Regions from separate parts of the Homo sapiens genome. Here region 1 is linked to region 2. The links are chromatin contacts, found by Hi-C or POLR2A ChIA-PET in ENCODE. All regions are on one chromosome and are shown on one strand. The core of a region is the stretch at or near the end of the contact, and the rest is flanking DNA. Distances in the headings are between cores, read along the strand shown.

What was found. A loop is a pair of places that touch in the nucleus more often than their neighbours do. ChIA-PET counts read pairs that join two places held with the same protein, here RNA polymerase II (POLR2A). Pooled maps may share reads with other maps.
Region 1: a map of GM12878 shows a loop between it and region 2 (2.6-fold over the local background). The contact joins the promoter of EMC1 here to the enhancer-like site in region 2. A Hi-C loop is called at or near these places in 5 of 168 maps with a recorded cell type or tissue (GM12878, IMR-90, astrocyte of the cerebellum and 2 more), 10 of 37 single-sample maps with no recorded cell type and 10 of 50 pooled maps. POLR2A ChIA-PET finds 5 or more read pairs at or near these places in 9 of 52 experiments (CD8-positive, alpha-beta memory T cell, HEK293, OCI-LY7 and 6 more).

Annotation. Positions count from the first base shown.
Region 1 is chr1:19,249,275-19,253,224 of GRCh38, reverse strand. It overlaps EMC1 (ER membrane protein complex subunit 1), which reads left to right and starts at 1,701. Exons shown (of 23, transcript NM_015047.3): 1 at 1,701-1,810. The coding sequence starts at 1,716. MRTO4 (MRT4 homolog, ribosome maturation factor) reads right to left here and starts at 1,420. Exons shown (of 8, transcript NM_016183.4): 1 at 1,362-1,420. The coding sequence starts at 1,389. RefSeq lists an enhancer at 1,283-1,788.
Region 2 is chr1:19,154,568-19,158,255 of GRCh38, reverse strand. UBR4 (ubiquitin protein ligase E3 component n-recognin 4) reads left to right here. Exons shown (of 106, transcript NM_020765.3): 40 at 259-441; 41 at 1,331-1,489; 42 at 1,833-1,985; 43 at 2,588-2,815; 44 at 3,181-3,338. Among named protein-coding and RNA genes, the nearest start is that of UBR4, 54 kb to the left of the region's middle. RefSeq lists an enhancer at 1,034-2,233. Within about 2 kb of position 1,420, at least 5 of the 41 ENCODE cell types and tissues checked have a DNase peak (open chromatin) inside an H3K27ac peak, as active enhancers do.

The DNA of each region.
Region 1 (3,950 bases), core at 452-2,951, 95 kb before region 2:
TTCTGCTCATTTGTCACTTCATCAGTGAGACCTTTCCCGACCACACTATACAAAATATCAACATCTCTTCACCCCATTTTCAATCTGATTTTTAGCATTTTGCGGAATATGTTTCTCCTAAAACGTTAGGCTCGATAAGAAATAGGCTTTCCTTGTGACTGCTGTATCCTCTAACGCCTAGAAAGTGCCAGACCCCTAAATATTTTTGAATATTCCAGGGAGCCGGGTTAAGAGAGAGGCCACCACAGCAAAGGTGGTCAAAAACGGTCTCTTAAGAGGTGCGCAAGTCGGGTGTAGTGGCTCACGCCTGTAATCCCAGCACTCAGGGAGGGTGGTTGGAGCCCAGGTGTTCGAGACCAGCTTGGCAACACACTGAGTCTTCTCTATAAAAAATAAACAAAAAAAACCTAGCTGGGTGTGGTGGCGTGCGCCTGTAGTCTCAGCTACTCGGGAGGTTGAGGTGGGAGGATCGCTTAAGCCAAGGAGGTCAAGGCTGCAGTGACTTATTTTATTTATTTATTTTTGAGACGGAGTCTCGCTCTGTCGTGCCCAGGCTGCAGTACAGTGGAGCGATCTCGGCTCATTGCAACCTCCGCCTCCCGGATTCAAGCGATTCTCCCGCCTCAGTCTCCCAAGTAGCTGGGATTACAGGCACCTGCCACCATGCCCATCTAATTTTTAGTATTTTTAGTAGAAAAGGGGTTTCACCATATTGGCCAGGCTGGTCGGGAACTCCCGACCTCAGATGATTCGCCCGCCTCGGCCTCCCAGAGTGCTGGGATTACAGGCGTGAGCCACCGCATCCGGCCTGCAGTGTTACGATCGCGCCACTGCACTCCAGCCTGGGCAACAGAGCGAGACCCTGTCTCAGAGGGATCCTATTAACTGACAACTAAGAAGGCGCAAACCATACGAAGATGTAAGCATGCCAGGCAGAAACAACCGCAGACACACAACGCCAGACACGGGAACAAACCTGTGCTGAAAGAAGGGAAAGGCAGCCAGGGTGGCGGGAGCGCAGGAAGATGAGAAAGGGCCGAAGTTGGGAAAAGTGGGCCGAAACGGCAGCAGGCATAGCCGGGGGCGGTGTTCAGGAGCTGCCTCCCGACCCAGTTGGCCTTGCAAGAGCACCTGAAACTAGGCAAAACGAGTCTCCGCTCCCCAGACCCGACCGGGCGTCAGCCACCTCTGGCGGTTTTACAGCCCCGAAGCCCCCATTCCAGCTCGCAGCGAGGCAGCGGAACACCTCGAGGATGTCCTGGCGTTCCAATCTGCGCCCCCGCCGCCCCGAAGCCCTCACCGCAGGCTGGGTAGCCAGCCCACGGAGCTCCCCCCAGGGTCCCGACTCCCCCTTCGCCCACCTTTCTTGTCGCGCTTGGATTTGGGCATCGCGCTGAATCCACGTGCGGCGGAAGACGGTGCACCCCGTTAGGACCCCGGCGGCGCGGGGGACTCTGGGACGGCCCTCGGGGGCTGCCCCTCGCGTGTGCCTGACCCAATGTGCACTGCAGCCTGCCTCTCCCTGCCAAGCCGCCGCCTGCGCTTTCTCCCGCGCCTGTAGGGCAACTTCCCGTGTGCCGAGGCAGTCCCTGAATCCCGAGCGTCCCGTCCGACCGAGGGCCTCGCGCGCTATCCCAGCTCTGTGGTCCCGCGGAGGCGGAGCCCGCGGCGCGGTGCATGCCGGGACGGCGGTGGGTGGTGCATGCGCTCGCATCATGGCGGCTGAGTGGGCTTCTCGTTTCTGGCTTTGGGCTACGCTGCTGATTCCTGCGGCCGCGGTCTACGAAGACCAAGTGGGCAAGTTTGATTGGTGCGTACGTGTGGAACATATTCGAGAGATAAGTGGCTGTTTCCCCAGTACCTGTCTCCTACCTGCTAAAGGTTGTCACTTAACAGGATTGGCCGCATAATTTGCAGGACCCAGTACAAAATGAAAACGTGGGGCCCCTTGTTAAAAAATTATTAAGGATTTAAAGTCGTTGGAAGCAGAGCCTTAAACCAAGTGTTAGGGGTCATTCTAAGCTGATCCTTGCGTGTAAGCCGGCCCTGCCATCCAGGAATGCTTGGGGTGCCGGTCAGAGATCACTGATCCCGTCCTCCCTCGTCAGGTTCGATTTTTTTGACTGTGAGGTTTCTGGTCTACCAGGTGTCAGAGGTCGCCAAGCTGTCAGTGAACTTTAATTCCTACTCGAATTGGTGTCTTGTAGGCAAGTGAACAGGAGCTTTCGTCTTAAAAGTCCTAAACTGAGTCCTTTTCCCCTCTCATCAACCTAGTCTGGCCCTGGGCTCACAGCAGGATTGCCCAAAACACTAAGCAGCTAGAATATGCCATTCACTCATTCATTCATTCACCCACCCACGTCTTCCTTAAGGCCCTGGAGTAGCTTGCTTTTGTTTGAATTTTACTAGTTAAGACTTGTGTGATCTTGGGGAAAGTGACTTAACCACTCTGTGCCTTGGTTTCTTTGTCTGTAGAATGGGTTTACTAACAGTCCGTTATCTCTTACAGTACTTGTGAGAATGAATGAGACAATCCCATTAAATTACTTAGCACAATGCCTGGCTCATTGAATGCAGTCATTAAGCGTTATCTGTTATTATTGCTATTTACACTTTATTCTTCAGGGCCCAGGTCAGATTTCTCCTCCTCTGAAGTATTTTCTGTCTTGGAAAAGTTGATTCGCATATATGTTGAGTACCTGTTATGCCAGACAGTGTGACAAATAAAACATGTTACATTTTTAATGATGTGCACAACTGTTCACAATGTCATATGTGTATGTTACACATATATATCGGGTGATATGTGTATCTAATTTTGCAGAATACTTGATATATGCAATTTTCTTAATTTTATTTTCATGAATGAATGAATGAATGAATGGCATTTCCTAACTGCTTAGTGTCTTGGGCAGCTCTGCTCTGAGCCCAGGGCCAGGTTAGGCTGATGAGGGGGGAAAAGGACTCTGTTTAAGACTTTTTTTTTTTTTTTTTTTTTTTTTTTTTGAGACAGTTTTGCTCTTGTTGCCCAGGCTGGAGTGTAATGGCGCGATCTCATGGCTCACCACAACCTCCGCCTCTGGGGTTCAAGCGATTCTCCTGCCTCAGCCTCCCGAGTAGCTGGGATTACAGGCATGCGCCACCACACCCAGCTAATTTTTGTATTTTTGGTAGAGACAGGGTTTCTCCATGTTGGTCAGGCTGGTCTCAAACTCCCGATCTCAGGTAATCCACCCGCCTAGGCCTCCCAAAGTGTTGGAATTACAGGTGGGAGCCACTGCGCCCAGCCAAGACTTTTTAAAATTTTTTGAGACAGGGACTCATTCTGTAGCCCAGGCTGGAGTACAGTACTATCATGGCTCACTGCAGCTTTGACCTTGCAGGTTCAAGTGACCCTCCCAGCTCAGCCTCCTGAGTAGCTGGGACTACTGGTGCACACCTCTCCAGTTTCTTTGTATTTTTTGTAGAGACGGGGTTTTGCCATGTTGCCCAGGCTGGTCTTGAACACCTGGGCTCAAGCAATCTGGCTGCCTCGGCCTCCCAAAGTGCTGGGATTACAGGTGTGAGCCACTGCACCTGGCCTACAGTTTTCAGATTGAAAAATAAATGAAGACATACAGGTATGCATCACTTAATGATGGGAATACATCCTGAGAAATGCCCTCTTGTGCAAACGTTGTAGCATGTACTTATGTAAATCTAGATGGTTTAGCCTACTACACACCTAGGCTATATGGTACAGCCTATTCTTCCTAGGCTACAAACCTGTACGGCATGTTACTTTACTGAAAACTGTAGGCAATTGTAACACAATGGTAAATATTTGTGTATCTAAACATAGAAAATGTATGGTAAAAATAGGATATGAAAGATAAAAAATGGTACACTGGTATAGGGCACTTAACATGAATGTATCTTGCAGAACTAGGAGTTGTTCTGGGGTTAGTCAG
Region 2 (3,688 bases), core at 171-2,670:
ATTGGACATTTTAACATTTTTTTAAAAGACCAGTACTTTGTATTTAAGTTTAGCTTTATGAAAACATTTACTATGTTATTCTTAATGGATTGATAATAACTTTAACACATTTACACAGCCATCCACGGTTTGGAGGCCGAAATCACTGCTTTTGAATGACTGAATTGTGCAGTGTCTCAGGCACATGAATAGTGCGTGAATCCACTTGATTTTATTTGCCTCATTACTGCCCACTTTCTCTGCTTCCTTCTTTGCCAGGTTCCCACCTTAGGGTCCCAGGAAGGTGCCTTTGAGAATGTGCGGATGAATTACAGTGGAGACCAGGGCCAGACCATCCGGCAGCTGATCAGTGCTCATGTGCTCAGGCGGGTGGCTATGTGTGTGCTCTCCTCTCCCCATGGGCGCCGCCAACATTTGGCTGTCAGCCATGAGAAGGGCAAGGTGGGTCCTCCAATTCTTGTGCGCTTACTTTAGGTCATATTGTCTTAAATGCTAAGCAAAACAAATTGATGACCACATTCGGATTAGCCCTCTGTGGGAAAAAGTCCACTGCGTTCTAAGAATGCTTCAGGGACAGATCTTGTTGAGCTTTTCAAATACTTGAACCCTGAATTGATTTGATTAGACCTAGAGCTGGTATGACTAGGACTGTTCCTAATTAGTAAATTTCCACTCAAAACGTATTCTTCAAAGCCCTCAGGAAAAAGTAATGATTAGCAGTTACCGAGGACGGCTTGGCTCCCAGTCTTGCCCTGTTTGGTCACTCTGGCGGGCATAAGCTGAGAGACAAAAGTTTTCATAGGAACACTCAGTGTTGCTTATGTAGTGCTGCCGTGCCATCCCAGCTCTGTTAAGCACATAAGTAAGTTTGTATTGTGTTATAGAGCTAGTAGAAGTTGGAAGAGTGCTAGGTATCTTAACTCACACTTTTCTGTATTCTGGCCTCTCCATCACCACTAATGTTGTTTTAACTTTTATTTTAAGTGAAAATATGGATAGTCCTTCAAACAACTCTAAAATCATTTTAAAAACAGTTTCCTAGAAAACTAGAAAAGGACAGTGGTACGTAGGTATTCTTAAACTATTTTGTGAACTATATAAAGAGAAATTGTTTTCATTACTTACCTGTTCTGTCCTCCATGGAAATACATTCCATAGCTTTTAGCCAGGAGTAATAGAGACTAATACTGATCTAGGATTTTCTACTAGACTTATCTGTAAAGAAAAAAGTGTGCAACCTGTTATCCCTATTGAAAGAGTTTTTGTTACTTGCTTTGACTTCTCTGAGAGGACCAGGAGTAGGAATAAATTAGTCATTGTTCCTTTGCAGATCACCGTTCTGCAGCTCTCTGCACTCCTGAAGCAAGCAGATTCCAGCAAAAGGAAGTTAACTCTGACCCGCTTGGCTTCTGCCCCAGTTCCTTTTACTGTGTTGAGCCTCACAGGAAATCCCTGCAAGGAAGACTACTTGGCGGTTTGTGGGCTAAAGGTAAAAATCCGGATCTAGGTTTGATTGCCTTGAGCTGTGGATTCTAGTCATTTTCTCTCCCCTGTTCTCAGAACTACTTTTTCTTATTCGTTGTGGAGATTAAAATTTAAAACCTACTGAAATGCAAAAGGAATTTTTCTTTGAATTTCTCCCAGATCTTTCAGATTTCTCCAATATTGGAAGTAATCTTTGTGTTCATGAAACCTGAATGTTACTAGACAGTCTAAATACTGTCTGAAGGCAGGGGATATTAGAGGAAAAAAGGGAACGTCATTACTCTGAAATGAATTAGCCCACTTTTCAGATCATCTTTTCACCATTTTGTTTCTTAAACATTGTCCAGGACTGTCATGTGCTCACCTTTAGTAGCTCAGGCTCTGTTTCGGATCACTTGGTTTTGCACCCTCAGTTGGCAACGGGGAACTTCATCATCAAAGCCGTGTGGTTACCTGGTTCACAGACCGAGTTAGCAATTGTCACCGCAGACTTTGTTAAGGTACAGTTACAGTTCTTTGATGATATGGTCCTAGAATTTTTCTACTTTTAAATCCAGAATCACTATGTGCTAGCTTCTCCCAGGAGTTAAAAAAATCAGCTGGGTGCCATGACTTTCACCTGTAGTACCAGCTACTTGGAAGGCTGAGGTGGAGAATTACTTGAGGCTTAGTTCAAGGGTGCAGTGAGCTGTGATCATGCCACGCCACTCCACTCCAATCTGGGTGATAGAGCAAGACCCTGTCTCTAAAAATGATAACAAGCCATATTTTGTCACTTTTGCTATGTTGCTGAGTAGGAGCTTTCTGTCTTTAGGCAATAGGGAATTGATTCTGGTTCTACCCTCACTGTACCAAGTGCACACCTATTACCATACTTGTTTCAGAATTTATTTATGTATGTCTGTCCCCTACTCATTCCTTGAAGGAGAGTGAAAGGTGTTCTGTTCATCTTTATAAGACCAGTGCCTAACACTCCATTTTTTTACTGAATGGAGAATGAATGCCTGTTATTGGTCAGTTCCGGCTATTTGGATTCACTAAGATATTTGGGGGATGGGACTGAGATAGATTTCCCTTATTTAATTTTTCTTCCATCCTGCAGATTTATGACCTGTGTGTTGATGCCTTGAGTCCAACCTTCTATTTTCTCCTGCCAAGCTCAAAGATAAGAGATGTTACCTTCCTTTTCAATGAGGAGGGAAAGAACATCATTGTTATAATGTCTTCGGCTGGGTACATCTATACTCAGCTTATGGAAGAGGCCAGCAGTGCCCAGCAGGGACCCTTCTATGTCACTAATGTGTTGGAAATCAATCATGAGGACCTGAAGGTTAGAGCACATGTTGCTATTTCCTTCTATTCCGGATTTAATTATTTAGCAACTCCTCTATTCTTTTTTCTTTGTTCTTTTATAACATTTTTCTGTGGACTTCATCTAACTGGATCTTTTTTTCTTTTTCTTTGTTTTTCCATCTAACTTTCTACCTAATAGCAAACTCTCTTATCCTTTAGGGCTAAATTAATTCAACTTCAAGTTCCATTTTTCTCAGGGTCTTTGTAAGATTTACCCACAGGGATCTCATGCTTAGAGTATGAGAGCACCTGATCATGATTGAAAATAATAACCAGTATAAACCGGAAGTTGGTAGCCAAGGCAACATGAATTACTGCAAATATGTGTCTTTGTGCCAGCAGGACAGTAACAGCCAGGTGGCGGGCGGTGGTGTGTCCGTGTACTACTCCCACGTGTTGCAGATGTTGTTCTTCAGCTATTGTCAAGGCAAATCATTCGCAGCCACCATCAGCAGGACAACCCTGGAGGTGTTGCAACTCTTCCCCATCAACATCAAAAGGTGGGAATGAACATTTAATGTTCAACTTCCGCAATGTCCACATTCAATGTGGGATCTCCACTCCCACTATCTGCTATCTGTTCTGAGTTTTGTGAAACTTAATTTTCTCCAGCCAACCTTTTTTTCTCCCCTGCTAGGTATCTTTAAAATCAAGGAACATCCGGGTTTGGCAGGTTGGGTTGTCTGCACGGTTTGTCCTCCACTGTGGAGACCCCAAGCTGTCAGAGGTAGTTTAGGGGTCCACTGTTACTCAGAAGGAAAACCTATAGTTAATGTTATAAATGTGATTTTAATGTGAGAAGGGAACCTAAATTTCTCTTAGACACTCATTCTGCCATAATGCCCTTTAA